Linked DNA regions of Mus musculus: region 1 is linked to region 2. Evidence: chromatin loops called from intact Hi-C (ENCODE). Cell type or tissue: left cerebral cortex. All regions are shown on one strand. Each heading gives the region's core, and the rest is flanking DNA. Links, peaks and the distances in the headings are about the cores only. Region 1 has its middle 28 kb from the start of Lgr5. Region 2 overlaps Zfc3h1 (zinc finger, C3H1-type containing).

What was found. Peaks named below come from ENCODE experiments on the same cell type or tissue, not always from the same donor. Only the 100,000 strongest peaks of a DNase experiment are listed, where the experiment ranks them.
Region 1: it touches region 2 in a loop (3-fold over the local background); 14 of 42 quality-filtered maps call a loop at or near these places.

The regions. Positions count from the first base shown.
Region 1 is chr10:115,607,752-115,623,861 of GRCm38, forward strand. No RefSeq gene overlaps it. Among named protein-coding and RNA genes, the nearest start is that of Lgr5, 28 kb to the left of the region's middle. In left cerebral cortex, for the core only: a CTCF peak has its summit at 9,906 (motif pointing left); a DNase peak (open chromatin) is centred at 9,908.
Region 2 is chr10:115,428,549-115,444,658 of GRCm38, forward strand. Zfc3h1 (zinc finger, C3H1-type containing) reads left to right here. Exons shown (of 35, transcript NM_001033261.2): 31 at 313-413; 32 at 2,105-2,206; 33 at 2,855-2,894; 34 at 3,155-3,217; 35 at 3,348-4,223. The coding sequence ends at 3,485. Among named protein-coding and RNA genes, the nearest start is that of Zfc3h1, 52 kb to the left of the region's middle. In left cerebral cortex, for the core only: no CTCF peak of the experiment used is centred there; DNase peaks (open chromatin) are centred at 6,795 and 8,954.

The DNA of each region.
Region 1 (16,110 bases), core at 4,936-12,935, 180 kb after region 2:
GTGTGTGTGTGTGTCTGGACAGCTAGCCGACCCTACTTGGTGAGTTTTGGTTTAAAGAAAAAGAAAAGAATGGCTTCAAAGTAAAGACATTTAAGGTTGTCATCTGATGTCCATGTTCTTAGGTACATACAAACATGAGCATCTATGTCAACACATGCTCCTGCACCTCCACAAGACATGCACACACACACACACACACACACACACACACACACACACACACAGAATGCAATTATGATAACCCAGTCTAGTGTCTAAAATTCTTTAATAGGTACCCATTCTGTGAAAAAAAAAAACAATGTCAACCTAGAGGACCCAGTATGACTCAACTCTATCCCCACTATACTACTACCCCCAGTACCATTTTTGGCTATATTATGTGGTGGTTTGAATGAAAATATCTTCCATAAGCCCACAGGGACTGGCACTATTAGGATGTGTAGTCATGTTGGAGTAGGTGTGGCCTTGTTGGAAGAAGTGTGTCACTGGCGGGGGGGGGGGGGGGGACGACTTTGAGCTTTCAAGTGCTCAAGCTGGCCCAGTGTCGCTCTTTCTTCCTGCTGCCTTGCTGACTGAGATGTAGAACTCTCAGCTACCTCTCCAGCACTGAGCTCGTCTGTGGTCTACCATGCTTGCTGCCTTGCTTCCTGCAATAGCAATAATAGACTAAACCTCTGGACCAATCAAATGCTTTTCTTTCTAAGAGTTGCTATAGTCATGGTGTCTCTTCATAGCAATAGAAATCCAGTTAAAACCCCTCACATTTTCTTGAAGTCCTTCAACATCTTCTGCTTCTATAAAGGCTCACACAATCCTAGTTCTTTTCTAGAACACTCTTTTTTTTCTACGTTGGTGTAGGTTCTAGCTCTGCAGAAACCTTCCCTGACCACCCAATCTGGTGTAAGCCCCTCAATTACTTTGCATTTTCTTCCAAAGTAGTCATTACAGATAACACTTACATTTTTTTGTAGGTTTACTTTATTTTACCTATCCCAACATAAATGTAAGCTATAATCTCAGTTTTGACCCTGGCATATATGAGACATTTAGTAACATCTAGAATAAATGAGTGTCATTTTGAAAATTGTCTTCTCAGCTTGAGGTATACATAAATTATTTAATGTTTATTAGCCTTAGCACCGTGATGACATCATAAGTCAGTCAGTGGTAGAGAGTAGGTGTGCATACTTGGCATGGACACCTACGGTATTTATGGGACAGATGCCAACTCTCTGTTCTTCGGTTATAGTTCACTGACTGCCTTAAAGGCAATTGATCTATAGGGAAAAAGTACCATGGGATTTGGTTAGACACTACATTCAACGTTCTACAATCAAGAAACTGAGATGTGGAAGTTTGGATCTTCACCCCTCCCTCTTCTTCTGCAAATCCAATAGCCCACTCTCATTCCTAGCTCTGTGTCAGGCCATCTGCTATGGCCTCTCCTTCCTCCCTGACCCCATTTCCAGTGGATTTCAAAGATCTGCCTCAATTTCCCTTTCCCCCACTTACCACTTTATCTCATCCCTAACCTCAGCAGAAATTCCCTTCAAGATCTTTACCTCTCCCTGCTCTCTTCTAAATCCGATCCTCCGGTCTCTTCCCCAGTTCTGTAGCATAGCGCCTGTTGTGTCCTCTCCTCACTCTTTACCCCAGTTATTAGGGAACTTAGCAGATCTGTGTGGAACACCCTATTTTCCTCCTTCTGTGGATCTCCTGAGCCTCCTAGCCCATTTCTACGCCTATCATCTTCCAATACCTAGAGAAACACTCTATTCAGAAACCCCAGTGACCATACCTGGAAGAATCCCAGATGAATTCCATACCAGCCAACACACAGCTACCATACTCTTTCTAAGAACCAGAGAAGGCAATAGTAAATGATTAACAAAACACCCACCCAACAAGAATGAGACCAGATACCAGCACCTAAAATTACAATTACCCCAAACTTAGATACTTAGATGCCATCATAGCAACATATTCAATTATGACAAGAATGCTATGTTTCTAATAGAGGCCAGCAACCTTACCACAGTAGGCTTTGAACACAGTTGACACACAACACAGGGACCTTAAAATAGCTGTTGCAAGTATGACAGAGATCCTTAAAGGAAATGAAGAAATCGCTTAAAGAAATCTATGAAAACACAAACAAGGAGCGGAAGGAAATGAATAAAATGGTTCAAGACCTGAAGATGAAAACAGAGAATCCATAAAGAAAACCCAAACTGAGGGAAAGCTGGAAACAAAAATCTAGGAGCTCGAACAGGAACCTCAGAGGCAAGACTCAACAACAGCAGATGAAAGAGCAACTCTCAGGCATTGAAGACACAATCGAAGAAATGGATACCCCAGTCAAAGAAAATGTTAACTCTAAAGAGCACCAGGCACAAAACATCTAAGAAATCTAGGACAGTAGCAAAAGATCAAATCTAAGAATAATAAGGAGAGAAGAAGGAAAAGAAGCCTGGGTCAAAAAGCACAGATAATATTTTCAACAAAGTCATAGAAGAAAAGTTATCCAACCTAAAGAAGGAGATGCCTATCAAGGCATAAGGAGCATACAGAACACCAAATAGACTGGATTAGAACAAAAATTCCTCTTGGAATCTAACAATCAAAGCACAGTTACCCTCATACACAAACCACCTAAAGGCCCTAAAGAATGATAATTGAAGTGCAATTTCCGTTATAAACATAGATGTAGAAAATCTCAAATATTTGCAAACTGAATCAAAAAACACATTAAAAAGACCATCCACCATGATCAAGTAGGATTCATCCCAGAGATGAAGGGATGGTTCAACATACAAAAATCCATCAATGTAATCCACCATATAAACAACCTGAAAGAAAAAGGAAAAAAAAAAAAACCCTACTTGATCATCTTATCAGATGCAGAAAAGGCCTTTGACAGAATTCAAAACCCCTTCATAATAAAAGCCCTAGAGAGATTAGGGATGCAAGGTACGCACTTCAACATATTAAAGGCAGTTTATAGCAAGCCCACAGCAACCATCAACTTAAGTGAAGAGAAACTCAAAACAATTCCACTAAAATCAGAGGTGGGCAAGGTTGTCCTCTCTCCATATGTGTTCAATATAGTAACTGAAGTCTTAGTTATAGCAATAAGACAATTGAAGGGGCCAGGGGGATACAAATTGGAAAGGAAGAAGTCAATATATCTTGACTTGAAGATGGTATGATGATATACATAAGAGATACAAAAAATTCTATCAGAGAACGTTTACAGCTGATAAACACTTTCAGCAAAGAAGCAGGATATAAAGTCAATGTACAAAAATAAGTTACCCTCCTATATCCAAATGGCAAATGGGCTGAGAAAGAAGTCAGGAAAACAACACTATTCACAATAGCCTCAAAAATATAAAATATCCTGGGTTATCTGTAGTCAAACAACTGAAAGATTTGTATGATAGAAACTCCGAGACACTGAAGAAAGAAATTTAAGACTATATCAGGTGGAAAGATCTCCAAGCTCGTAGATCAGTAGAATTAATATAGTAAATATAGTTATCCTAACAAAAGCAATCTACAGATTTAATGCAATCCTTATTAAAATTCTAATACAATTCTTCACAGATTTTGAAGGGATACTTTTTAGCTTCATATGGAAAAACAAAAACCCCAGGATAGCTAACAGTCGTGATAATAAAAAAAACAGCTGGAGGTGAAGTCTCACCATCTCCAATATCAACGTGAATTACAGAGCTATAGTAATAAAAACAGCATGGTATTGGCACAAAAACAGACACACTGATCAACAGAATCTAATTGAGGACCCAGACATAAATCCTATGGACATCTGATTTCTGATAAACAAAACAAAACAAAACAAAACAAAACAAAACAAAACAAAACAAAACGCCCAGAAATACACACTAGAAAAAATACAGCAGCAGGGCAGTGGTGGCACATGCCTTTACACTTGGGAGGCAGAGGCAGGTAGATTTCTGAGTTCAAGGCCTGCCTTGTCTACAGAGTGAGTTCCAGTACAGCCAGGGCTACACAGAGAAACACTGTCTTGAAAACAAAAACAAAAACCAAACCAAACCAAACCAAAAAAAAAGAAAGCATCTTCAACAAATTGCCAGGCCCACTGGATGGCTATGTGTGGAAGTCCAAATAAATCTGTTCTTATGACCCTGAACAGAACAGCTCCCAAAGAATCAAAGACCTCTTCAACGTAGGACAAAACACAATGAACCTGAGAGAAGAGAAAGTGGGAAATAGCTTTGAACTCATTGCCACAGGAGGCTTTCTGAGAAAGACACCATGAACACAGACATTAAGACCGATGATTATTAAGTGGGACCTTGTGGAATGGAGAAGCTGTAGGACAAAGGACACCATCATTCCGACAACCTGGAAGCCTACAGAGTGCGAGAAGATATTTACCAACTACACACTTGATAACGGGCTAATATAAAAAAATAAATCTATTCCCCAAACTGGGTATCAAGAAAACAAATAACCAAGTTTAAAAATGGGGTACAGATCTAAACAGATAATTCAACTTAGAGGAAACTCAAATGACCTAGAAGCACTTAAGGAAATGCTCAATGTCCTTAGTCATTGGGGAAATGCAAGTCAAAACTACCTTGATATTTCATCTTATAAATGTCAGACTGACTAAGATTATAAAAAAAAAAAAAGACAGCTTGTGCTGTCAAGGAGTAAGGAAGTGCAAGGTTGTACATCCACTATAAAAATCAGTGTGGTAGGTTCCTCAGGAAAATGAAGATCTACCTCAAGATCCAGCTCTACCACTGTTGGGCGTATACCCTAGGGTTCACGCTACCCAGGAGGCACTTGCTCAACCATGTTCAGTGCTGTTCTATTCTCAATAGCTAAAACCTGGAAATAACCTTGATGTCGCTCAGTAGATAAGTGGATAAAGAAAATGTGGTACATTTACAGAATAGAAAATTATCTAGCTCTTTAAAAATGAAATAATGAAATCCATAGGTAAATAGATGGAATAAGAGGAAAAAATCATGCTGAATGAGGTATACAGGACCTAGAAAGACAAAAATGGTAGAATTCACTTACATCTATGGATATTAGCAGTTAAATCAATGATGAGCAAGTTACCCTCTACAGAACCACCGTGGTTAGGAATAGAGTATGGGGCTAGAGAGGGCAGACAGATTTCCCTAGAAAAGAGAAATAGAATGGATAATTATGGATGGAGAAGGAGGAGGCTGGAATGAGAAGATTGAGTAGTGGGGATGTGGGAATGAAGGAAAGAATAAGAGCAGAGACAGCTAAATTAAGGGCCATTTGAGGGGAACTATGGAAACCCAATACAGCTTAAGTTTTCTCAACCATATACATGTATGAAGACTATCTAAATGAAATCACCAAATAACGGTGGAGACAAAGCCCCAAACCAACATCTCTTATCATTAAATGAAGCTACTAGTACCGGGAATGGGTTATATCTAAATGAATTGTTGGCCTAAGGGGTCTCAAACAACTCAGGCTGACTATAGCTTGCTTTCTATAAACTGAAGGCAAGGCCCTATTGCTGGGGAGAGCACCTACATAACTCATTAAACATGAAGTCAAGCTGGTGTCTACCGAGAGCCTTTACCCCTATGGGCTGGTGTTCTTGGTAGAGGAAGGCACTTTGCACACTACCAAAGGGGGAATGTAACTATCAGTCAAGCTACAAACCCTTTTACCTACAACTAGGTCTTTCCTGAAAGAGAAGTCAACCCACAGTGGCTCAAAGCTTTTGTGAATAACCAACCAATATATGATTTGACTTAAGGTTCACTCCACAAGATAGAACCCATCCCAGTGCCACTTGGGCGATGAGTAACTTGAGACTAGATAGCCCAGGGACCGAGGGGAAAGGCAAACACTACTGTTGCTAAAGGAACATAGCAGTAAGATGATTCCTTTTTTTAAAAAATATATTTTTATTAGATATTTTCTTCATTTACATTTCAAATGCTATCCCCAAAGTCTCCCATCCCCCCCATTCTCCTCCCCCCCCACTCCCACTTTTTGGCCCTGGTGTTCCCCTGTACCAGGGCATATAAAGTTTGCAAGACCAAGGGGCCTTTCTTCCCAATGATGGCCGACTAGGCCATCTTCTGCTACATATGCAGCTAGAGACACGAGCTCTGGGGGTACTGGTTAGTTCATATTGTTATTCCACCTATAGGGTTGCAGATCCCTTTATTTCCTTGGGTACTTTCTCTAGCTCCTCCATTGGGGGCCTAGTGTTACATCCAATAGATGACTGTGAGCATCCACTTCTGTCTTTGCCAGGCACTGACATCACAAGAGACAGCTATATCAGGGTCCTTTCAGCAAAATCTTGCTGGTGTATGCAATGGTGTCAGGGTTTGGAGGCTGATTATGGGATGGATCTCCGGGTGCGGCAGTCTCTAGATGGTCCATCCTTTCGTCTCAGCTCCAAACTTTGTCTCTGTAACTCCTCCCATGGGTGTTTTGTTCCCAGTTCTAAGAAGGGGCAAAGTGTCCACACTTTGGTCTTCGTTCTCCTTGAGTTTCATGTGTTTTGCAACTTGTAACTTGGGTATTCTAAGTTTCTGGGCTAATATCCACTTATCAATGAGTACATATCATGTGAGTTCTTTTGTGATTGGGTTACCTCACTCAGGATGATACCCTCCAGGTCTATCCATTTGCCTAGGAATTTCATAAATTCATTCTTTTTAATAGCAGAGTAGTATTCCATTGTGTAAATGTACCACATTTTCTGTATCCATTCCTCTGTTGAGGGACATCTGGGTTCTTTCCAGCTTCTGGCTATTATAAATAAGGCTGCTATGAACATAGTGGAGCATGTGTCCTTCTTACCAGTTGGAACATCTTCTGGATATATGCCCAGGAGAGGTATTGAGGGATCCTCCAGTAGTACTATGTCCAATTTTCTGAGGAACCACCAGACTGATTTCCAGAGTGGTTGTACCAGCTTGCAATCCCACCAGCAATGGAGGAGTGTTCTACTTTCTCCACATCCTTGCCAGCATCTGCTGTCACCTGAATTTTTGATCTTAGCCATTCTGACAGGTGTGAGGTGGAATCTCAGGGTTGTTTTGATTTGCATTTCCCTGATGATTAAGGATGCTGAACATTTTTTCAGGTGCTTCTCAGCCATTCGGTATTCCTCAGGTGAGAATTCTTTGTTTAGCTCTGAGCCCCATTTTTTAATGGGGTTATTAGATTTTCTGGAGTTCACCTTCTTGAGTTCTTTATATATATCGGATATTAGTCCCCTATCTGATTTAGGATTGGTAAAGATCCTTTCCCAATCTGTTGGTGGCCTTTTTGTCTTATAGACAGTGTCCTTTGCCAGTAAGATGATTCCTAATGACATTCTGCTATACTCATAGATCAACGTCTTTCTCAGTCACCGCCAGAGAAGCCTCCTCCCACCACAGATGGGAACAAATACTGAGACCCACAGTCAGGCAAAATACAGAGTTGGAAATCTTAGGACATTCAAATCCTAAGCAGGAGATCACTATCAGATCCCTCCCTTTAGGGCTCAGGGAGCTCTGCAGATGAGGAGGTGGAGAGAGTGTGAGAGTCAGAGGGGAAGGAAAGAAAGTCTGCTAACCACAACAGGGCACAGGGCGGGCACACAATTGAATGCAGAGACCGAGGCTTGCACAGGCTTGCACAGGTGTGTACCAGACGGAGCTGAAAGGAGAAGTGGACACTTGCCTCCATCCCTATCCCAGAAGCTGTCATCAACTGATAACCACTTGCAAATGAATATTTAGCTTCCTCCAAGGGAGTCTCACAGGGAAGTAAACTACTCTTTTGTTTGTTTGTTCTTTATAATTTTCCAAATCTTTCTTATTTTGAGATTTTTTTAAAAATTAGATATTTTCTTTATTTACATTTTAAATGTTACCCCATTTCCTGGTTCCCCCTCCAAAAACTCCCCATCCCATCTCCCCTGTCCCTGTTTACCAACCCACCCACTTCTGCTTCCCTGTCGTGGCATTCCCCTACACTGGGGCATAGAACCTTCTCAGGACCAAGGGTCTCTTCTCCCGTTAATGCCCGACAAGGCCATCCTCTGCTGCATATGCATCTGGAGCCATGGATCCCTCCATGGGTACTCTTTGGTGGTGGTTTAGTCCCTGGGAACTCTGTGGGGTACTGGTTTGTTCATATTGTTGTTCCTCCTATGGGGCTGCAAGCTCCTTCAGCTCCTTCGGTTCTTTCTCTAGCTCCTCCATTGGGGACCCTGTGCTTAGTCCAATGGTTGGCTGTAAGTATCCACTTCTGTATTTGTCAGAGACTGGAAGAGTCTCTCAGGAGACAGCTATATCAGGCTTCTGTCAGCAAGCTCTTATTGGCATCCACAATAGTGTCTGGGTTTGGTAACTGTATATGGTATGGATCCCCAGATGGGGCAGTCTCTGGATGGCCTTTACTTCAGTCTCTGCTCCACACTTTGTCTCTGTATCTCCTCCTATGGGAATTTTGTTCCCCCTTTTAAGACGAACTGAAGTATCCATACTTTTGGTCTTCTTGAGCTTCATGTGGTCTGTGAATTGTATCTTGGGAATGCCAAGCTTCTGGGCTAATATTCACTTATCAGTGAATGTATACCATGTGTGTTCTTTTGCGATTGGGTTACCTTACTCAGGATATTTTCTAGTTCCATCCATTTCCCTAAGAATTTCATAAATTCATTGTTTTTAATAGCTGAGTACTATTCCATTGTATAGATGCACTACATTTTCTGTATCCATTCCTCTGTTAAAGGACATCTTGGTTCTTTCCAGCTTCTGGCTTTTATAAATAAGGCTGCTATGAACATAATGGAGCATGTGTCCTTATTACATGTTGGGGCATCTTCTGGGTATATGACCAGGAGTGGTATTGCTGGATCCTCTGATAGTATTATGTCCAATTTTCTGAGGAACTGCCAGACTGATTTCCAGAGTGGTTGCAATCCCACCAGCAATGGAGGAGTGTTCCTCTTTCTCCACATCCTTGCCAGCATCTGCTGTCACTGTGAGTTTTTGATCTTAGCCATTCTGATTGATGTGAGGTGAACTCTCAGGGTTGTTTTGATGGAAGTAGACTACTCTTAAGTATAGGTGGCATGCCCAGCAGTAGATGGCTGATGGAAAACAAACCCAATGGCATCTTGGGAGGTTCCTTGTGTCACAATGTCATGCCAGGGCCTTTTCTTTTTCTAATTTAAAATTTATCTTTTTATTTATTCTCCCTCCCTCCCTCCCTCCCTCCCTCCCTCCCTCCCTCCCTCCCTCCCTCCCTCCATCTCTCCCCCCTTCCTCCTCCTCCTCTGTCTCTGTGTGTCTTTCCTTCCCTCTCCCCCCCTAACACTCTGCCCCCAACAGGTCCTTTATGTATATATTATGGCTTTCAGTATTGTGTTTTTATGGGATTCCTGAATGTGTGAACCAGTGGGTCTGCACTTATATCTGTTTCTTGTATCTTCTCTTGGGCTCCCTTCCTTCTGTCTTGTCCTATTGTGATGTGTTAATTCTATTTTATCTTACTATATGTTATTTTATTATTTTTCCTTCAGAGTTATTTGTTTTCTAAGGAGAGATAGGACTGGGATGGATCTGGATGGAAGGGGAGGTGGGAAAAAACTCGGAGGTGTCGAGGGAAAGGAAGCTAGAATCAGAATCTATTGCATGAAAAAAAATCTATTTTCAATAAAAGAAAAAGAAAACCTCTGAGATGTTTAAACTTTTAGACTTTCAAAAAAGATGAGCATTTATATCAACTTTCAATACTTTTGATAAGAATAAATAGGGTTATTACTCAGCCAAACCGGTTATCTCTAAGTTTGACGTTCTTCCACCGCCCCTTCAGTGACAGCAGACATAGGCTAAAGCTATTATTTTAGCTCCCTCTGCTGGTTGTAAATGGTGTGTTTGCAGGAGGCTGGACTGAGAAGGACAGATTTCTGGAGATTTTCACTGCAGCCCCCCCCCCCGTCCCCCCCCCCCGCCAGGTGAGGTGAATGCGTGGTCTTCTTATAGTATTTAAAACAACTTCACTGAGATATAATTCACACACCATAAACTTTATTTACTTCAAGTATTCAATTTGGTCCTTAGCGTATTAGTAGAGAGTGAAGTATCACCATAATCCACCCCCCGTCGTCCCCCTCCCCTCCCCCACCACTGGCTCCTGAAAGCTGTTAAATCTCTTCTTGTTTCTTTAAAAAAATATTTATTTAATTACTAAAGGCAGACTCTTCCCCTCTTTGTATTTTGACAGTTCCATATGCTTATGCAAATGCGCTGTGATCATCTTAAGTCCTCTTCTTATCACCTTCTCTGTCCCTCGTATCTCCCACCGACTCTCCCTCCTACTTTCATGCCCTTTTCTTCTTTCTGTCCTATTTTTGCTGTAGGTCTTGTACACATAAGTCACAGCTGCAGTGTAATCGTTATTGCAGTGGCCGCATCATACCTAGAAGATCGTGTGTCACAGTGATTCTCTTGATCCTTCAGCTACTACAATCTTTCTCCCCCCCTTCCCCCCCCCCCCGCCCCTCCGCGCTTTGATTTCCCTGCATCTTCGATGTAAAGCGCGCACTTAAGGCTGAACACTTAACAGTCACAAGGATGCTCTCATGTCCAAGGCCGCACTAGACTATGTGCAGAAAATACTTAGAAAGCAATTTGACCGAATGCCCATTCAATAAGAAAGCAGCACCAGCCTTTCTCTTAGGCTTTTGACTAAGCTCACAGGACCAGGCATGGATTCCTTTCTGTGAAGCTGCTTTCACGTTTCGGCAGAATGCAGCTGGTTATTCTTATATAGTCATGCCGGTTTATTTTATTTTATTTGCAACAGAAGGCACATCTTGTTTAAGGGGTCAGAACTGCGGCATACAGTGTCTAAAGCTGGGCGGGACAGTTTATGCCCCGCCCCCTCCAGCTGTAGAGCACCTTCTGCCACTTTGAGAGCTAGCAGCACAGGGGATGCTTTTAGCCTAGTCCAAGCTTGACTTCTCTGTGTCCTGTTCTCAAAACGAATCCTGTTTTAAGCAACAGGGTCTTACCATCTAGTTCTAGTGGACAACCAAGAGCAATGCCAGTAACCTGTGTTATTTTGTGAGCCTCTGGGAACCTCTCTAGACAGTAACTCGTACGGCGAGATCTCACACTTGGCTCTGGGATTTTTGTTTAAAAACCCATGGCTTCTGGGAAGAGCATTACCGAACCATGCGATTATAGCAGTTTACAAATATTTTCTTCCCACCCCTCTTGACTCTATTATTTCCTTTGCTGTGTAGACCTTTTACTTTGATGTAACAAGGTTAATCAGCGTTTAATTTTGTTATCTGTATTTTTAGGGTTCATATGCTAAAAACCACTGTGTGTTTTCCATATGTATTTTCTTTCTGGTAGTTTTATGTTTTCAGGTCCCAATATTTAAGTTTTTAAATTCAGTTTGAGTTAACTTTTGAGGATGTGAGACGAGCCAGTTCCGTTTGTTTGCGCGCCTGTCTTAAGGACGAGTCTTACTCTGTGGCACAGTGTTCACACCTCCGTTGAACATCAGCTGGATTTTGTTGAAATGATGGGGCATGGTGCCTTCAGCTCTAAAAGGTCTTCTAAGGCTCCATGAAGCTACTCAGGTTCTCTGTGTTTCCATATAGACGGTAGACAGAGTTCCTGCATCTGTGAACGATACCATTCAGAATTTGACAGAAACATAGAATCTATACATCGCTTTGGGCAGTAAATGCGTGTCGACCTTACAGTCCGTGAACACGAACTATCTTTTCGCTCATTTGTGTTTTCGATGATGTTTTTCATCAATACTTCACCTCATGGCTTTGCTTCATTCCCAAACATGTTTTTTTGTTTTTGTTTTTTTGTTTTTGTTTTTTTCCTGATGGGATTATTTAGCTTTCTCCTTTCTCATGGGGGGTGCCCTTTTCTTTCTTTCCTCGCTGCCCTGGTTAGGACTCTCAGCACCGAGTTGGGTACCAGTAGGACAGCATCCATATCCTATTCCTATTCTTAAAAAAAAAACCATCCTCAGCTCTTTGCTGTGAGAATGATGTTTGCCCCCCGGCTTATCTGGCCTTTGCCCTGTTGTGTTTCTTTTATCCCTAACTCACTAAGTCTCTGTTCCACAGACTGTTATCAGGACAGGATGCTGTGTTTTATACTCTCTCCCCCTTGTTGGGATGATGGTACGAATCTTCTCTTCGTTCTGCTAATGTGGCATTTTGATTTACTCACATTTAGCGATCATATTCCAGGGATGAATCTCACTCAATTCATCCCTGGTGGATAATCTTTTGTTCTGTTGGATTTTGCTACTATTTTCTCAGGATTTAAAAAGAATTTATTCATTTTATTTATTATTTTTGTTATTAAGTTAGGTATTTACTTTATATCTTGACCCCAGCTTCCCCTCTCTCCTCTCCTCCCAAGTCCCTTCCTGTCTCCTCCCCTCCAGAGCCACTCCTCTTGTCCTTCTCCTTAGAAAAGGGGAGGCCTCCCATGGATATTATAGTTGGTATATCAAGTACCAGTAAGACTAGGTGTGTCTTCTTCTTTTGAGGCTAGACCAGGCAGCCCAGTCAGGGGAAAGGAATCCTAAGGCAGGCAGTGTAGTCACAGGCAGTTCCTGCTCCTGCTTTAGGAGTCCCAGCTGCACATTATATACAGAGGGCCTATGTCTGTCCCATGCATGCTCTCTGGTTGGCGGTTCAGTCTCTGTGAGCCCCTATGGGCCCAGGTTGATTCTGTAGGTTTTGTTGTGATGTCCTTGACCTCTCTGGTTCCCTCAATCCTTCCTCCCACTCTTCCACACGATTCCCCAGTCTACAGCCATTCTACCCTGAACGTGCCCGATCTCGCTATTAATTTTATTTTCTGTGCATTGATGTTTTGCACGCATGTATGTCTGTGTGAGGGCATCAGATCTGCTGCAATAGAAGTGATAGACAGTTCCAAAGCAGAGTCTGGGAACTGAACTCAGGTCCTCTGGAAGAACAGATGGCACTCTTAACCACTGGGCCATCTCTCCAGCCCTGCTTTTGGTACTTGTGTTTGCCTTTGAGGTCAGGGCGATTGTGCTTTCATAAGTGAGTTAGGTTGTCAGTTTCTCATCTTTTTTTTTTTTTCATTTTTTTAAATTTTGAACAGTTTGAGAAAGACTGATGTTAATTCTGTAAAGATTTGGTTGAATAATCTCCTGGACTTTTCTTTGTTCAGAACCTTTTGATTATTGACTCAATCTCATTACTTGCCATATATATGTATATGTGTATATATATATATGATATATGATATATGATATGTGATATATGATGTATGATGTATGGTATATGATATGTGATATGTGGTATATGATATATGATATATATGCATACGTGTATTTATATGATCTGTATGTACATGATGTATATGTATGTTTTGGTAGGTTGTGTTTCTATTTTCTTTGTCTCATGATAGTTTTAGCTTTCTTCTTGATTTTTTTCTGATCCATTCCTCATTCAGGACAATGTTGTTTAACTTCCACATATTTGTGAAAATCCAATTTCCCTCCTGTTATTGAATTCTGGGCTGCTACCATCATGGTTGGAAGTGCTATTTGATATCTCTCCCATCTCTTTAAAATTGTTGAGTCGTGGCCTAACATATGTCTGTCTTGGAGAATGTCCCATGTGCACTCTGGAAGAGTATTTTATTGTTGCTGGCTAGCATGTTCTGTATGTCTGTTATGTATATTTGGTCTGCAGAATTGTTTAAGTTTTCTATTTCTATATGGATTTCTGTCTCTGTGCTCCACTGTTGACAGGAAGGAAAACTTTGGTAGTCTCTACCGTTGCGTTTTTGTTTTCTATATCTCTCTTCAACTCTATTAATACTTACCTGCAATGTTTAGATGACTCCAAAAGTGCTATATCACCTTAATAAATTGAGCACCTTACCATTGTATAATGGTTTTATTTTTTTCTCTTAGAACAGCTTATTTCCTTTTTTCTTTTTTAAAGGTGGCTGTGGTTGCAAAGCAAGCACCTTTAACCACTGAGACAATTCTTTGTCCCCAGTTTTCCTTCTTTCTTCCTGCCACACCTTGATTTTCCCTTGTAGTTAACACAAAGCTTACATAAAATATCCCGTAGGTATAGTAAACGGGTGCATTTTAAACTGGTGGCAAATTGTATGCATTGAAAATTAACTTGCCCTTCAACTTTTTGTCTTATTGATATCATAACCTACATCCCTAAATTTTGACTATTGTGCATTTGCTTGCAACTTTAGTACATACAGTTAATTTAAAATACTTTGCATCTGTATCTTTCTTGTCCCTTAAATGTTAGGCTGGAGTAACAGCTGCCTTACAAGCCGCCACTACAGAGCTAAGCATTCTCTTCATTCAGATTCACAGTTGACTGCAGGCCTACCTTTCTATACCTTTCTAGTGACTTCTGTACACACTGGCTGATTTGGATGCTGTCAATCAGAACCTTTTCATTTAGATGTAAAGAACTCCATTATTATTATTATTATTATTATTATTATTATTATTATTATTTTATTTATTTTTTTAAATCTAGTGGCGTTTCATCAATCCTCTAGGAATTTCCCGATTCTGTCCTTGTATTTCCTTCTCTCTTCCCCTGACGGGCTGATTTTAAACAAATGAAACTTTTTAAACTCAGCGACTCATCTCTGCTTGGTGGAGTCTGCTATTGAAACTTGGTGAAATTTCCTCGAACGTGTTATCTTCTTTTGCTGTAGATTTGTTTGGTTCTTTTAAAGATTATTTTATTTAGTTGAACTTCTCAGTGTATTCATTTATTATTCTGATTCCATTAAGATTCCTACCTGGTTATGTTGTAGTCATGGAACTTTTTTTTTTAGAAGATGATTTTGAATGCTTCATCAGACAGTTTGAGAATTTCTATTGATTTAAGTTTAACTAGCAGAAGAATATTTAGTTCTTTTGGTGGTGTCATGTTTCCTTGTTTATCCATAATCTTGATATATACATATTTATTTATGTGATTTACATATCATACATATATAATTGTGTGCAATTAAAATGACAGTTATCATCTCTATGTTTACACGTGCAGAATACCACATCTATCTCTTTATCTTTAGAAGCAATACCCTGAATATGGCCAAAAAATTGGTGATGTTAAAGAACTTTAAATAGACTGTAAGAAAAAAAATGAACTTATTAGCTTAAGCCATCAAAAACTTTCTAAGGAATACTTACTATATTTAAACTCATATAAAATAGTGGTCCTTAACCTCTTTAATGCTGTGACCCTTTAACATAGTTCCTTATGTTGTGGTGACCCCCAAATGATAAAATTATTTTTGTTGCTATTTAATAACTAACTTTGCTACTACTATGAATGTAATGTAAACATCCGTACTTTCTGATCCTCCCAGGTGAACCCTGTGAACGGGGCATTTGGCCCCCATGTTGAGAACTGCTGATACAAAAACAATGATGTCTACATAAAATCTCATGTGTATAAACTGTAAGTTTCTATAAACTTGCAGTGTAGACATCTATGACACATCCTGAGAGTGTCCATGCTAAAACCCTGTGCATTCAAGAGACCTTAAGTGTTTCTTTGTATTTTCCTCTTTATAAACTCTGATGTTGTTTTTACTTAAGAATTTTTCTTGTGTTGTTTTCAGAAAACATCCCAATTAAGTCATCCATTCAGTGTCTTGCTGTTTGCCTTCTAACCGTGTGCTGGTGAGGAACCTGCATTACTCACTGTGCTAATGACGTTCAGTCTTTCATGTCACCGTTTATAGATATTGCCAGGTTTTAGCTCTTGAGTATATATGTACATATGGATTGCAATACATCACTACATGTTTGGTTATGACTCATAGCCTCACATGTAGCCCCAGGCGGCATTTGATCTTACTACGTAGCCCACACTGACCTGAGACAGCCCCCCTGCCTCAGCCTCCCAGCGCTAAAACTACAGGAATGTCTAGCTTTGCCCACCTAGCTCTAAATATTTTCAATTTAACCTTTGGAAATTAAAAATTATAAATCACAACGTATGCTGTACTTATATTTTAAAATTATACATTA
Region 2 (16,110 bases), core at 3,027-11,026:
AGATGTGGCAAGTACTGTTAGTCCCTGACTTGCCCAGCAGTGTACAGCAAGCAAAGGTAGACTCAGGCCTGAAAACTCGGACTCCTGGCTTCCTGTCAGTGCTTTGTCCATGGCTCATCCCTAGACCGTAGTTTCTACTTTGTATTCGGAAAGTGGCTAGTATAGTTAAATCACACATTATTTAATCACACATTATGATTTATACATTTGTGTCTTAAAGACCTTTTTATTTATTATTATTATTATTAAAATACACAGGTAGCTGGAGTCTGCTTTTTAATTGCATTCATTTTCCCTCCCTCAACCTTCCAGGTCATTTTCTTTTATTTGAGCTGTGTTCCAAAGACTCAGCACTCTAAAACCCTGGAGCGGTTTTGCTCTGCTATGCCAGCAAATTCCCGACTTGCACTGAGGTAAGAAGGTTTCGGGTTCAGCTCAGTAGTATAGGCCCTTCACATGAAATTAAATTTGAAAACTTGATAAATCTGTATGTAGGTCTGCCTTTCCTCCTGGATATATATCACTCTAATCTCAGAATTGTTAAGTGACGTTTAGTTATTCATACGAGGGCAGTGTAAGAAAATGTGGCCATTTCAGAGAACTGCGCGCCATTTGCTGCTCGCATTCGCATTGTAAGCAGTAACCTGCTGTGCATGCTGGAGGAGGGTTAGATTCATGGTTACATGTTTACCATGTATTGGGGTCTCATGGGCTGGTGACATAAAATCAATATATTCTTTTTTTTTTTTTTTTTTTAAGATTTATTTATTTATTATATGTAAGTACACTGTAGCTGTCTTCAGGCACTCCAGAAGAGGGCGTCAGATCTTGTTACAGATGGTTGTGAGCCACCATGTGGTTGCTGGGATTTGAACTCTGGACCTTCGGAAGAGCAGTCGGGTGCTCTTACCCACTGAGCCATCTCACCAGCCCAAATCAATATATTCTTATAAATAACAAAGTAGGCTAACTTTTTGTTATAAAACTCAAAAAAAACAAATAGGTTTGAGATTTAAGCACTGACCTAGCATGTACATCACTCAATTAGAGCAAGACAGTTTCTGAACACTTCTTTAACTGCTCTATCATGGCAATCTTTTATACAGTGCTTTAACCTGTCCGTGCTTGGACATCACTGCACAGGCATTGCACACTGTAGTCATTGCACACTGCAGGCATTGCATACTGCACAGATATTGCACACTGCAGGCATTGCACACTGCAGGCTTTGCACACTGCACAGGCATTGCACACTGTGCAGTCATTTTCCCTATATTGATTACATCTTACCATAGAGCTGTTTTTATAAATTACCTAAGGTGCTTATCAGATATTTTCTTTTGTTTTAAAGAGTATTTTCCATGCTGTGATGCATATGAGATATATGTATTATACATCTGAAATATAGTACAACTGAAAAATAATCAAAAGTCTTAAGTTCTTGAGGAAATTCTATAATTAAATTTCATGACAACTGTGTTAATCCTCAGACGCTAGTGGTGGAAATTTGAATAAAGAAAATTACCTTTGATATGCATGTGAAGTAGAAAATATGATTGCATTGTTTTTCTGTTTATATCTAGTTTCTTTTATGATAAGCATTTTACAGTATAGGTAATTTAATTGTGGTAGGCCGTCCTCCTTTGGTTTGGCGTATTCTTCCTCTGGGTATTCCTGTTACCCTCTGCCCACCAGGAGAGTCAGAGCCCAACACTTACCATTATATTTCCATTTTAGTCCCAGAAATACTCATATGTCTGCTCTAGGAAAGAAAATGTGTTTTAAAGTTACATTGGTGTATTATACCAATCACCATTACCTTAGAAACACTTGGTAGAGGACCAGGTAATGAGATTGCTTTTGTTTCCTACAGGAAAACATGAGCTTTTGGTGGTGTTGAAGATACCTGTAGAATAGTAGTTTAGCACATTGTGATCCCGGAACAATTGTCATAACAGGCATTCTATAAATATCTGCTGAATGTCCTTGTTAGGAGGATTTAATTGGCCAACCTTTGTAGCTTGCTGTACACTCTGTTATAGAGCGCGTTTGGGGTACCATACACTTTGAGTGCTTTGTTCATTTTCCTGAATGTACTTTACAGGCTACTTCAACATGAATGGGAAGAAAGCAATGTTCAGATTCTGAAACTCCAAGCCAAGATGTTTACATATAATATCCCAACATGCCTGGCCACCTGGAAAATGTAATGCAACAATCATGTACATGTTTTATAGCTATGCTTTTATTTGTAAGGGTTGCTCCAGACAGGTAAATCTGAAATAGCATCTTATCTCCCCTCCAATAGACAGACCTAGTATAGAGTTGTTTTGGGTACTTGATGTGGTTTAATACCTAGAGTGAGTAATTGCTCATTAATAGCTGCTTCTGAGGGCTATAATAATAGTAGTAGTAGTAGTAGTAGTAGTAGTAGTAGTATTTTTAATGAGGAAGAACATTTAGATAACAATATTATTAAACAAATAAGTGTGTATAGCACTTTAGGACCATCTTTAAATTGTAGGGTTTTCCCTGTTATAGTCTGGTTTCTTTCCTATTTTAAAGGTGTAGTGCCAGGCCTGGTTTACTAGTTTTGAGTTTGTTTTGTTTTTTTTCCCCCCTCCCATGAATCTTACTCATGTTCACACACTGGTCTGCTTTATTCCTGTAAAGTTGATAAAAATTGTTGAATTTTTCTTTTCACTATAGGTTACACTCCTTGGAAGTTTAGCCTGTTACTTTCAGGAAGTTTTGTATTCAGATTCCCACAATCAGTATTCTGCCAGTGCTGTGTTTCATTTTGTTTGAAGATATATAAATTTTCCCCCTTTTCTATATTCCTTTTTTCCCTTAGAGCCATTGCTGCTGAGATTGCTCTAAAGGGACAAAGAGAGGTAAGTGGTTTGTAATTGGATTATCAGATGGGCTACTTTCTCCTTTTAGCTATTCTGCCCCTTGTGTTGGCCTCTCACTTTAAAAGGATTAGAGATAGAAAGAAGTTAACCTTCCAAAAACTCTATTTGAAATCTCTAAAGCCCAAGAGAGCCATGTTTGACTTGAGTTCTAGTGTATTGTAAAGTTCTGCCTTGAAGCAGTCAGGCTTTTAAATGTGCATCATGTTTCCTGACAGAGTGTGTGTCTGTCTGTCTTATAGGTCCACCGTTTATATCAGAGAGCCTTACAGAAGTTACCTCTTTGTGCATCACTATGGAAAGATGTAATGCTTTTTATCTTTTATTTTATCTTGATGTTTTCCTATAAATTTTCTGCATGTGCCATATCCATTGATGTGGTAAATGCTCAAAACCTCGCTCTCTCTTACTTCTATGCTTCCCTGTCTTTTACAGCAACTCTTGTTTGAAGCATCAGAAGGAGGTAAAACTGATAACCTGAGAAAACTAGTTTCCAAGTGCCAAGAGATTGGAGTCAGCCTAAATGAGCTCTTAAATTTAAACAGTAACAAAACAGAAAGCAAGAATCTCTGAACACTGGGTGCAGTCAGTTCTAAGCCTTTATAATAATTGCCAAAATTATTTGAATGATTCTTCAAGATTAGGCTGATCCCTGGCTAAGGTCTGTGTAAGGCAGACAAGCATTATTGATCATATCAAGTTTCCTACAATATCCTATCCGTAAAACCGGAAGCAATGAACATGAATGACACTCTTGGAATGGATAAATGAACTTCCTGTTTGGCCTGCTTCTGGGCCCTGCCAGATTCTCTAACATCATGTACGTAAGTATAGCTCCTCAAAGCGACTGACGTTTATTTTAATTTTACTTTGTTTTTGGTTTCATTTTTTACTTTCCCTACCTTTATGTTGTGCTATCCTGGTCCACTTGACACTCTCTGATGCCTGAGAGATTCTTGTTTGGGATTTAGTTTCCAGGGCCGTGTTTACAGTAAAATAGCAGGCAGTCCTTTTAGTTCCTCCTCTAAGTCTCTGAGATTCTTCATTTCAGGGTTTTAAACATAAGCAGTCCATCTTAAGGAAAGTGTAACTGCCGCGGCCACAAGTCTGCTAGTTGCACTTGAATGTTCTAGCAGGGTTGTTGACTGCCCTTTCTACGTTCTGGACTCCTTGCTGAGACTGTTTAACTTGAAGATTAAAGAAACTATTGCAAATGCCAGTGCATCAGAACCTAAGAGTGGTCAAATATTATGTGCAATTTTTTTTGTAAAGAAATTTTAATTTATAATAAAGTTTAACAGTTTAAAGAACAGTTAATAGTGGGACTGTTTTGTGTTCACTACTTTGAAGTATTAAGTGGTTGTCGTGCAAAATATTTTTAATATAAGTTTTTAATAATGGTCCTCTTTGTTCACGTCTCGGGTGGGTAAGGGTTGAAGTAGGAGCTAGGGGTTCTTCCCCTGATACCATCGCTTTCTTCTGCAACTCCTTCCCCGGTCAAAACAGCAACAAAACAAATGACTTTAATTGGTGAGCACAGGCCTTCTCTTTTGAGAACAGTGAGCAGATAGGTTTACATTAAGCACTGACTGTGTTCTCAAAAACAGGGTTAATGTCACCAAGTTGCAGTTTGAGTTATCTACCCAGAGACATGCTGGCTTCTGTTACTACATAGGCCATGGAAAGAGAACCGGCTTCTTTTTTTTTTTTTTTTTATGGAGTTGTTTGTGCCTTGCTAGGATAGTTATGACTGAACAATGCAGTAAATGTGGCCTCACATCCAGCTGCGTGCGGCCTGACCGTGGAGAGCAGAGAAGCAGCTCCAACACACCAGGCACGTTGGTACGTCCTTAGTTTGTGCGGTGCCTACTCACCAGAAAACTGTAGTTTGAAGACTGTGTGCCTACAAGGTGACGCATAATTTGCTAGTTTATACTGTCTGGCTATGTCAAGAATGGAACTCATTTGTCTAGTGTCCTTCATTTAACCAAAAATCAAAATAGTGGCTTTGGATTTTTTCTATAACCAAGAAAATGTTGTTAGAAGATACAAATCCCAGAGGGCTATCCTTCCATTGTGTGTATTTAAGTGTTTATCATTGAGAGGATTGCCTGTTGTGATTATTTGAAAATTATGCTTATGTGCTTACACTTAAATTATTTCAGGATACTCAGCAGTTATTTTGCAGGCTGAGTGAAGCTAATAACCTAAGTGTGGTCCCCAGAGCCCATGTAACAGTGGAAGGAGAGAGCACAGGCTGTCTTCTGCCTTACACACATGCAGTAGTGGGCGGGCGCCTTCCTCCATCACCATAGATAAGTTTTTCCCATCAGTTTCTCCATAGTTTCACACTTGTAATAGTAATTGAAATGTCACAGCTTTTTAGAAGTCAAGTTTTAAGCTTTAAATTCTTTTCCTTAGGTTTAATTCTGTGTGTATGGGTGTTTTGTCCCCTATATGTGGGCACATATGTGCATACATAAACATATATGCCTGTGTGCAGTGTACATGCAGTACCCTCAAAGGGTGTTAGATGTGGAACTAGAGATATGGTTATGAAATGCCAAGTGGGTACTAGAAATCAAAACTGACAGGGAGGGCTCTTAATTGCTGATCCACCTCTCCAGCCCCCATATTTTTTTTTATTTTTATTTTGTGTTAGTGGTTTCATCCACAATAGCTATTTTCCACACACACCACATCCACAGAGGCTGCACACAGATGTACATTGTAACAACCTCAGGGTTTACAGTTCAGATGCCATATAGGAATGGCTGCTTTTTTCTTGATCAGTTGTCAGATTGCTGAACCATAAAGGTATCTAATAATTGACTCTTTTCTTCCCTGGTTTTAAATCACTGTGTAGCCCAGACTGGCCTGGCACTCCCTATATATGATCAAGCTAGCCTCACACTTGAGGCAGTCCTTCCACGGCTACCTCTCACACCTGTGCTGTGATCACAGGTGTGTGCTCCCTGTCCCTCCTGATGATGGCTTATGTTGGCCTTTCTCCTGTCATTCACAAACCCTCTTTAGCAGTTACATAAAAATAGCAAACACTTTCAAAGTAAGGCTCCTGTTCTTTCAGCTTTCAGTTTCTTTCCTTTTATAAAGTGCTTCCAACAATAACTTAATAAAATTTTGGGTTAAAATTGGAATGGCTAACATGCTCTATGATAAAGTCTTTAGATAGACTTTAGATAAAGTCTTTAAAACAAAAGAGGGGTGGGGTGAGGGAAGAGTATCAGTGAGAACGTGGCCTCCTGCATCCTCTTTCTTGTTTGGAGACAGACACAAAAGGCGTTTTATGCTGTAGGGCTTTATCTATGATAAAGGAAATGAAGTCGTAGATTACACTGAATTTTTACGTGTTTTTCCTCATTTTAGAGAATAGCCTAATATTTGTATTTGTCTTTTAACGGAAAGTGGACCTTGTAACGTTTTTCTCACTGGATTATCTAGGGCGGTTGCTTTCAATGAAAGGCATATAAACCACATCATAAAGTAAGCAGGGATCTCCAGGTGCAGCATCTAAGCGGTAGAGGCGCTCTGCGGACAAGCAGAAGGTGATTGAGACTGACAGCAATTACAGAGGGGCTTTATTGGAGATTGCAGTTCAAATATTGATTTAGGGCCGTGGAAGGGTAGGTGCATGGAGGGGAGATCCATCCATGCAGGGCCACTTTTTTGCTTTACGTCTACTTTTATGCTTTTGTGTTAACTGAATGAAGGAGAAAATGGGAAGATACAGTCTTAGTCACCTTTAATATTTGAGAATTATGCTTTCAAATAACCTTATTCTCTTTCTGTTCTCTGTTCTCTCTCACCAGCTCTCTTTCTACCCTCCCACATGCCACCCACTTGTCCACTCGCAAGCATCCTTCATTTCTGCATTTCACCATGGGGATGGGGCAGTGAGCAGTCCTCTTGGGCGTGCTGCCCATCCCTTCTGTCCATCATTTCTCTCTCTCTCTCTCTCTCTCTCTCTCTCACACACACACACACACACACACACACCACAGTAATGGCTACACACACACACACACACACACACACACAGAGTAATGGCTACACACACACACACACACACACACACACACACACACACACCACAGACATGGCTACACACACACACCACAGTCATGGCTACACACACACACACACACACACACCACAGTCATGGCTACACACACACACACACACACACACACACACACACACACACTATAATGGCTACACACACACACACACCACACTCATGGCTACACACACACACACACACACCACAGTCATGGCTACACCCACACACATTTATACACACACACACACACAGTAATGGGTACACAGACACACACACACACACACAGTAGTGGCTACACACACACACACACACCACAGTCATGGCTACACACACACACCACAGTCATGGCTACACACACACACACACACACACACACACACCCCACAGTCATGGCTACACACACACACACACACACCACAGTCATGGCTACACACACACACACACACACACACACACACCCCACAGTCATGGCTACACACACACACACACACACACACACACACAGTAATGGCTACACACACACACACACACACACACACCACAGTCATGGCTACACACACACACACACTCACACACACACACACCACAGTCATGGCTAGTACTCCTGTACACTGTTCTGCTGTCGACAAGAAATGTGAAGAGACTTTTAAGTGCTTGTTTTTCACAGGTATTAGAATAGATCTCCATGGTCCTCGCAAGAAGGATGCTGTAAGACCTTTTTCAGCATTTTCTCAAAACAGAATTGGGCATATTTTCTTTACAGATCTGTTTATGCTCTGTGTTAAGAGATGAATAAAAGGGTTCCCATACATTCCAACCAAAACAGAGAACAGTATGCTAAGGAGACACCCTCCCAGCAGCTCTGAACTTGATTTGGAAAAGGCCCTCTGGGTTTAGTCAGTATTACAGCTCATGGAGGATGACTAATGAAAACTGGTGTTACTAGGCCAGTAAAGCCTGTGTTGTAAAAGGGTTACATGTCTCTGGAAACATAAACATAAAAAACCAAACCAAACCAACCTGCGATCCATATAGTGCTGTGCTGCTCTCAGGAGGCCGAGGCAGGAGGGTTGTAGGTTCCAGACCATCCGGGATGCATTGTAAGGGCTGTCTCAAAGAGAAGTAACATCCAAAACAGCTTCCTTTGTTTAAATTAATTTTCCACTTGTTAAACATGACAAATAAGACTGGGAATGCTAGAAAGGTCCTCCTGGCGTGCCTTCTGCCTAGAAACTCCACACGAATCTGACTAGAGCCTCGGTAGGGCGAGTGCGACTGGGACCAGCTCTCCTCCTTGCTTTACCCCCCAGCCCCTAATGTGTTGTATAAGTAAAGATGCTAGTTTTGTAATTTCTTAGTACATAAAGCACACAAAGCACGATTTGAATTCCCTGAAAGCCACACATTTATTTTCCATTGAATCTTAGGAGTGACCGTTATTTATCTATGTGGAAGAACTGCCCAGCCTTGTCTTCATTGCTTTTAAATGACTTTTTCATATGACATTTTAGCTCAGTAGCAGGAATACCTGCAGTCAATTGGAAGTTAAATCCAGAGAAAACTGTGAGGCCAGTGTGGCTACAGTGAGTGCTGGGGGTGGGGGGGTGCTCCAAAGACAAAAGGTACAAAATATATAAAAATATACCTCAAGGAACATCTCTAATGAGTTAAGTAAAAAGCTTAATCCAAATATAAAAATTTTCACAGTCATCTTTAAAGAGTCTATACTTCATTTTCCCTTCTAAGTTGGTAATTGGAAAACGTCAAGGCTGATTATCAGGTCAGCTGAACAAAGGTGGCTCTCCACTGCTTGGTCCATTAAACAAGCTGAGTCATGTCCATAGTCTTACCTTGTGAAGATGAAGGCCACAGCTTGGAGTTGCTGAGTGATGGATTACTGTCAGTCTGTCTACATTAGTGGAGATAATCAGGGCATCTGCTGCTAATGCCAAACACCCTCAACTTGGCAAATCATATAGCACATTTAAGGTTTAAGACACTGCCTGGGGAGGGAGTTGGCACTGTATGCTGGCTCAGATGGAGATCCAGAGAAAGCTTGAGGGAACTGAAGGTGTGGAAGCAGTGGAGAAGCTCCTGTCTCGGGGAACCTCAGTGTTAGAGCTGCCATCGGTCAGCGCTGCAGTGACAGCGACTCGAGTGCTGCTTGTTTCTTTATCACACTCATGTCTATAATGTGTGAAAAAGTGTCTACTTACATTAGGGGTGTTCGACATCCACAATGGACGCTATCTTTAAAACACATCTAAACCATAAATAGTATTTTGAATGAGCGGCGACACTATAAAATAACTGTTTGTTTCCCATGAGCATAGTTTCGTTACTCTCACCCAAACATTGCTCAGGTGTGATTGAGTTGCTCTGAGAAATATATCAGAGACCTTGGGGTGTGGGGTACAGCTCAGTGTAGGACGCTTGCCCAGCTTATTTGAAACCCTGGGTTTTATCTCGGCATTGCAAAACTGCAGCTAGGAACCTGCCTGTGCGTGCCATGGTTTCTAACGTGCAAACATCTATTAGTGATGCTTTTTTTTCCCACTTACTTATTCATTCATTCACTGCACATCCCAATCTCTGCTCTCCTCCCCTCCCCTCCCCAGTCCCTTACACAGCTCCCAGCTCCTTATGTGGTCTCCCAACTGGAGCAGGGGCTGTCCGTAAAGCTGTTGACCTGAAGTTTCATCTAAATGCCCATTGTGATGACTAGATTGGTTTCTGTGGTATAATAAAGGATTAAGACCTCTCAATAATGAATTAAGGGTAGCCAACCAAACCATTTTACACTTTTTATTGGCTTTGCCTATGAAAGGCTTGGCAAATTGACCAATTTAAGCTTATCATAAAATGACCTCATCAGGCAAGAAGCTTATATATAGTTTGTATTGAAGGCACACTTAGGAAAAATATCCCCCCCCCCTACAAATTATGACTTCGGCTGTGTCAAACTGGCCTGAAACTGTTCCCAGTGAACTACTAAATATGGTTGGCATGTCTTGTACATGGGTCAGTGGCAAAAAGGCTTCATAATGCCAGAGAGCTGGAGGGGCCTGCTTCTGCTCTCCTTGTTCCATCCTGTGTGAACTCTATTCTCAAAGATTTACCAGATATGGTTGCTATGGTCTTATACATGGGTACACAGCCAAAGGCTGAAATGGGGAATGAAATTAAAGCTTGTGATCCATTCAAGCACCATGAGGCACTACTAGTCCCAACCAAGCTGGGACTTACCTTCCAGGTCCAGAGAGCACTTGACAAAGGTGGGTCTGCTAAACTGCACATCACTGGGAAAATTTGATCCTGATGATTCTAAACTGCTTCCCCTGGCCATCCTATTCTTTTCATTTGACTTAGCAGATTAGAAATCCTGGGGAAGTACAACAAACCTATTTTAAGAACGCTTCCCAGAAGTTTGACACCACTTCCATGTTTTTTCCTGTTACTCAGAAAAAATAAACAAAAAAACCCCACTGGACCACTTCTGTGGGGGGCTGCAGCCCCCCCCCCCTTAAAGGTGCTATGAAGACCACAAAAATGAAAGTAGGAAGAGTACATGCTTGGAGTCCCTACATACCACTGTTACCATGTCACCTTTGAGTAAACAGACTGCAGGGTGACACAAGTGATACTAGCTCTAACAACAGTGAATCACTTAGAACTCTTCTGTTGACAATTTTCTACAATTCTTTAACTTGAAACAACAAAGGTGAAAAGAACACTTGTGGGTTTACCCTGTTCCATATCACAACCCATTTCAATACTGTAATCCCCATTTTACAGCTTGCAAATTGAGTAACAAATTAAATAATCCAAATCACAAGGATAGCACACGAGGAACCTAAGAAAATGACTTTGAATATGCTCCTTTGCATAAAGTCTCCTGTGAACTTGGTCCACCGAGACCCTTGAAGAAATTGAGAAAATTTTTCTTCTTAGCAAGCTAGTGGGCAGTCTAGAATTCTAGTAGCTGCCCCAATACAACAGTGTTAGAGCCTTCTGGGAGAAGAGGAATTGAGAGGTGACACAATTCATGGTGACACTTGAGTTCTCAACCTGAAACACCTACCTTGTTTTTCTTTGTTCTTTTCACACTGCATCCCTTTGATTGAGTCTCTGTGATTCGGTATGGCTTCTGAAAACACAATGGATTAACTTCATTTCGCTAAACAGTTGTGGGACAGCCTGAAGAAAGTAACAGACTGACCGAGGACAGAAAATGGAATATGTACTCACAGCTACACAAAGTGTTTGAAGTAAAAACTACATTGAACTTGGGAACTATGTAAGGGTGGGAAACAAGAGTACTTATTTAGATATGTGAGAGGCCAGGGCTAGAAAGGTACAAACAACGCTTTCATATCGTTCAAGTTCTCTTTAGCTGTCCTTGGATGCCAAGCCTGACTGTGTGACCTTAAGAGATGTGGGGTGGATTTGCTTAAAACTCCAATAGAGGAAGGAAGACCTAAAGACCAAGTAGACAGTGTATTAAGATTTAGTTTGCTGGGCTGGGCATGGTGGTACAGCTTAAATCCCAGCATAGAGGTAGGCAGATCTCTCGAATTTGAGGCCAGTTGGTCTACATGGAGAGAGAGTTCCAGGCCAGCTACATAGTGAGAACCCATCTCAAATAATTATTCTTAAGACTAGAGTGCGGCCTGACAGCCAACGCCCAGGGGCTGCTCTTTGAAAAGTGTTGGAGTGTTTACAGAAACGTGTCTAGGGCTCGCCACCACTATTTCCCAGGCAAGTGATCTTTGGCAAGGTTGACCCCTCTTTCTTCTTTGCCTCCAAAACAAACGTGATAATGAGGTCCATCTTGCAGGCTGTGTCCTAATGAAATGAGGTATCATACATAAAGCAGCTGACACATGAGATCAAACTCACATAATAGCTGTTATGATGGGCTGCCTGTCCTAGACAAACATGCCTGAGGTATATTCAATTAAACAACTACTCAGGATAGAAAGCTGTTCTTCATTCTCTACACTTCTCATCGGATAGATCTGCGTTTGGGTCTTGATCCAGGCTTCTCCAGAATGATCCATTTGGGCACTGGGATAGACCTTTGGCTTATATGGGTTAAAACACTTCCTCCCTTGAACATTTAAACTTATTCTTTACATTTATGTGTGTATATTTAAGCATGTATGCATTTGAATGGAACCCAGACAATTGTGTGTTACCCTCCGAAACACGATTTCCAGGCATCAGACAGTACACACAGAATAACCAACCCATCCAGGGCCCAGGACTTTAAGAAACTTGATTGTTTGTAAAGCTTTTGGCATTTTGTTTATCTGTGATGGGTTCTCACTGAGAAGATCAAACTACCCTCTAATTCAAAGCAATCCTCCTTCCTCAGCCTCCTCAATGCTGAGCTTACAGATGAGAACCATTATGCTCCTTTCTGCTTTTATTTCTTTTCTTTTTTTCTTTTTCTTTTCTTTTTTTTTTTTTTTTTTTTTTTTTTGCCATGTTACTACTTCGTTTTTCTCAGCGTGGTAACATTTAGTCTCCTTCCCCAAACGTCAACAGATGCAGTTTTGCTTCCTGCGTGGTAGTGACAGTCAATATTCAATTCGAACTCTTCTGCTTCCACTCTCGTCCCATCACGATCCTAGTGAGGGAACTCTCGGGAGTGAAGTTCCGTGATTTGAAATTTTAGGAGAACAAACCTAATAGCTCTGATTTAAATCAAGTACACAGGAGACTTGACATGGTCTGTGATCAGAAAGTGTTTGCAAACTATGGGGACATGGACTAGTTCCCATAGCTTTCCCATAGCTTTCCCACTCTTTACAGTTTCTAAAAGTCCTGGGCCCTGGATGGGTTGGTTATTCTGTATGTACTGCCTGATGCCTGGAAATCGTGTTTCTGAGGATAACACACAATTGTCTGGGTTCTACACAAATGCACACACACACACTTAAATATACACAGTGCTTCCAACCTGTCTCCCTTAGTGAGGAGAAAAAAAAATTGTCTTGGAGCAGTGGTTCTCTACCGGAGGGTCAGAGGACTCTGTCACAGGGTCACCTAAGAGCACCCAAACCCATAAATATTGACATGACAATTCCTAATGGTAGCAAAGTTACAGTTATGAAGTAGCAATGAAAATAATTTTATGTTTGGGAGATCCCGACAACACGAGGAACTGTGTCTAAGGGTTGCGGCATTAGGAAGGCCGAGAGGCACTGGTTTAGAGGGTTTGGCCTGATAAAGCAATACCATTGATAGGGAACGGGGATGGGGGTCACAGGGGGAAACTGTCCTTTCCACAGTTCTGGGAGCTGGAAGTTTAAAAAAAACAATTTCAGATCAAAGATTGGATGTCTAGGGAAGGCCTGTGTTGGGGAGAGAGAGACAGGTAGATCCCTGGGACTTGCTGGTCAGTCAGCCATGCCTACATGATAAATTCAAGACTAGTAGAAAGAAAAAAAAAAAAAAGCCCTTGTGCACTCAATCCTGATGAATGAGCTCCATGCAAGACTCATGGTGACAGACAGATGTGACCTTCTCAACGTGTCCTCTCATCTCCACGTGGTAATACATAAATGAATGATATAATTTTTTTTTAAAGAGTGGACAGCACACACACGCCCCATAAGAGACGAGGGAGAATGTAGAGGGGACCACTTAGATCGTTCTGTGGGTAATAGTGACTACCACACAAGCCTGATAATCTGTGTGTGCTTCTCAGAACCCACATAAAGGAGCCAGACGCAGGGCATGCGTATGTAGTCTCAGCATTCCAAAGGCAAGAGGGAGGAGAGTTCAGGAAAGAGGAAGGATGCTCTCAGGAAAGCTAGCCTAGAGTGTAGCGTGCAGCTCAAATACGAGACAGCTTGTCTCAACAAGGTGGCCAGGGAGACGTGATGGAGAAAGGTAGTTTTAGACCTTATATGGGTGTGATGGAGTATGCACGTATGCACACACACAAATTAAAAACTTAAAAAGTGGGCAGAAAGGTGAGAGACGAGGACATTAGGCAGCTGCGGAGGAAATACTTTGTAGCCTCTTGGCTTTGCTCCGTTACCTTTGTTGCTGCTGTTTCTATGATTTTGAGCTATGGCTCTGGTTTCTGACCCTCTTTTCTGCCCTTCTCACCACTGGAGAGAGCCAGCAACAAAAAGAACAGCCTCTAACCCTGCGATTTCCTGCAGTAAGGGAGTTATTACTTTCATCAGGAGTTTGAGGGAAAAGATTAGATGGAGTCAAAGACTGGGAAATGACACGACAGGCCTTGATTCCTGATCCCTGGAATGAAAGTCTACACCTTTCTTCTCTGCTCACACTGGGTAGACTGACTTCCCACTGCTTAGGGCCAAGAGCTGAGTTCTCCAGTTACAGGACGTGGGTTTGATGACTGAATGTTCTGGGTGATCTCGTATGGGTTATGTGAACAAGGGCCATGGCTCCTTGTTCTCTAGACGGATAATTCTCTACGATGCTCTCTGGGTGCTGATAAATGTTGCTCATGTTTTAGTCCTAGATCCTCATCTTTGACCTTAGAAAATAATTTTTCCACTCTTCTCAACCTCTCCTTCTCTTCTTCTCCCTCCTCCTTGGACACTTTGTCTGGATAGTCAGACGTTTCTCCACCTCGCCACATACTACAGACAGGCCTACAGCTCATGAGCCTGCTCCAGGGGTGAGAAGGACAGACAATAGGCAAATAACTGGAGTTATAGCTCAAAATCATAGAAACAGCAGCAATAAAGGTAACAGTCTAACTGCTAGGCTTCCAGGTGGTCGCACACCCCCGTGACACGTTTTCTTCATTGGAAACTCTTAAATGCTTTGCTCATTCTGTAGGGCTGTGGAGGTGATGTGTGTGTGTGTGTGTGTGTGTGTGTGTGTATGGAGAGAGAGAGAGAGAGAGAGAGAGAGAGAGAGAGAGAGAGAGAGAGAGAGAGAGAGACAAGGTACTATTTTCAGGTTATGTGATAAATGTGTAAATACACCGGTTATTACTATTCCCAATTCGATGAGCCTGGAGATATCATTTATGTTTTACTGTGAAGAATTTTGAGGCTGAGAAGAGGTAAATATCAGTGTCCCATACAGAATATTTTGAGTTCGGATGTATCTAGCCATCAAGACTGACTATTTTAGTTGGCCTGACTTGATCTGGTACTAAAGAAGGCATTCAGTGAATTTCAATCATTCGAACCCCTCATTTCTTTTTCCCACCCCCACCCCACGTAGGGTGTTCTCCCTTTTTCTCTTATTCTTATTGGGACATCATTGTCTGTCTCACACTATTGGCACACTGCTCCATTGAGATGCGTTTTGCTTGTCCTTCTCAGAGCACAGGATGTCACACACTCCGTAGTTGGTGCTCCGTGGCACTCCCTCCGGCTCCCTCCGGCTCCCTCCGGCTCCCTCCGGCTCATGGCACTTTCTTGTTTTTAAACCCACTTCTGCATTCAGGGGAACTGAAATGCGATCGTCTTCTCCTTAGGCATCAGGAGCCAGACATGCTGGAGCTTGTGCTTGAGATGAGCAAGTGAGTGGAGAATCTGAGTTCAGCAACTTTAGGAACATAAGGATACTGAATCCAGAATAGTCACAACCTGGCCACTTCACCTGCAAGAGAAAGTGGCCATAATCTAATTGTCCTTTAGGGCCTCTGTGGCCTGACAGAGAAAATGGTCAGTGTTTAGTGGTCTAAGTGGAGATGGTCTCCTTTATATGTAAAATGTATATAATGTGACATTTCCAAGTGTGAAAGAGCTATGGGCATAGGGAGATATCCTCTTTATACAGGACCTGTTCTCATGATGGCTAATGGGTTCTGGGCAACTATCAAAAGAGGTAAGATCTTTCCTTCCTTCCTTCTTCCCTTCCTCCTTCCTTCCCTCTGTTCTCTTTCTCTCTGTCTGTCTCTCTCTTTCTCTCTCTCCCTTCCTTCCTCTCTCTCTCTCTCTCTCTCTCTCTCTTTCTGTCTTTCTTTCGTGTAGAGTTGTTTTTTATTTTTGTTGTCTGCATGTACATACACCATGTGTACACAGTGCCAGAAGAGGGTGTTTCAGATACCCTGGAATTCTAGTTACAAATGGTTGTAAAGTGCCTTATAAATGCTAGAAACCAAACACGGGT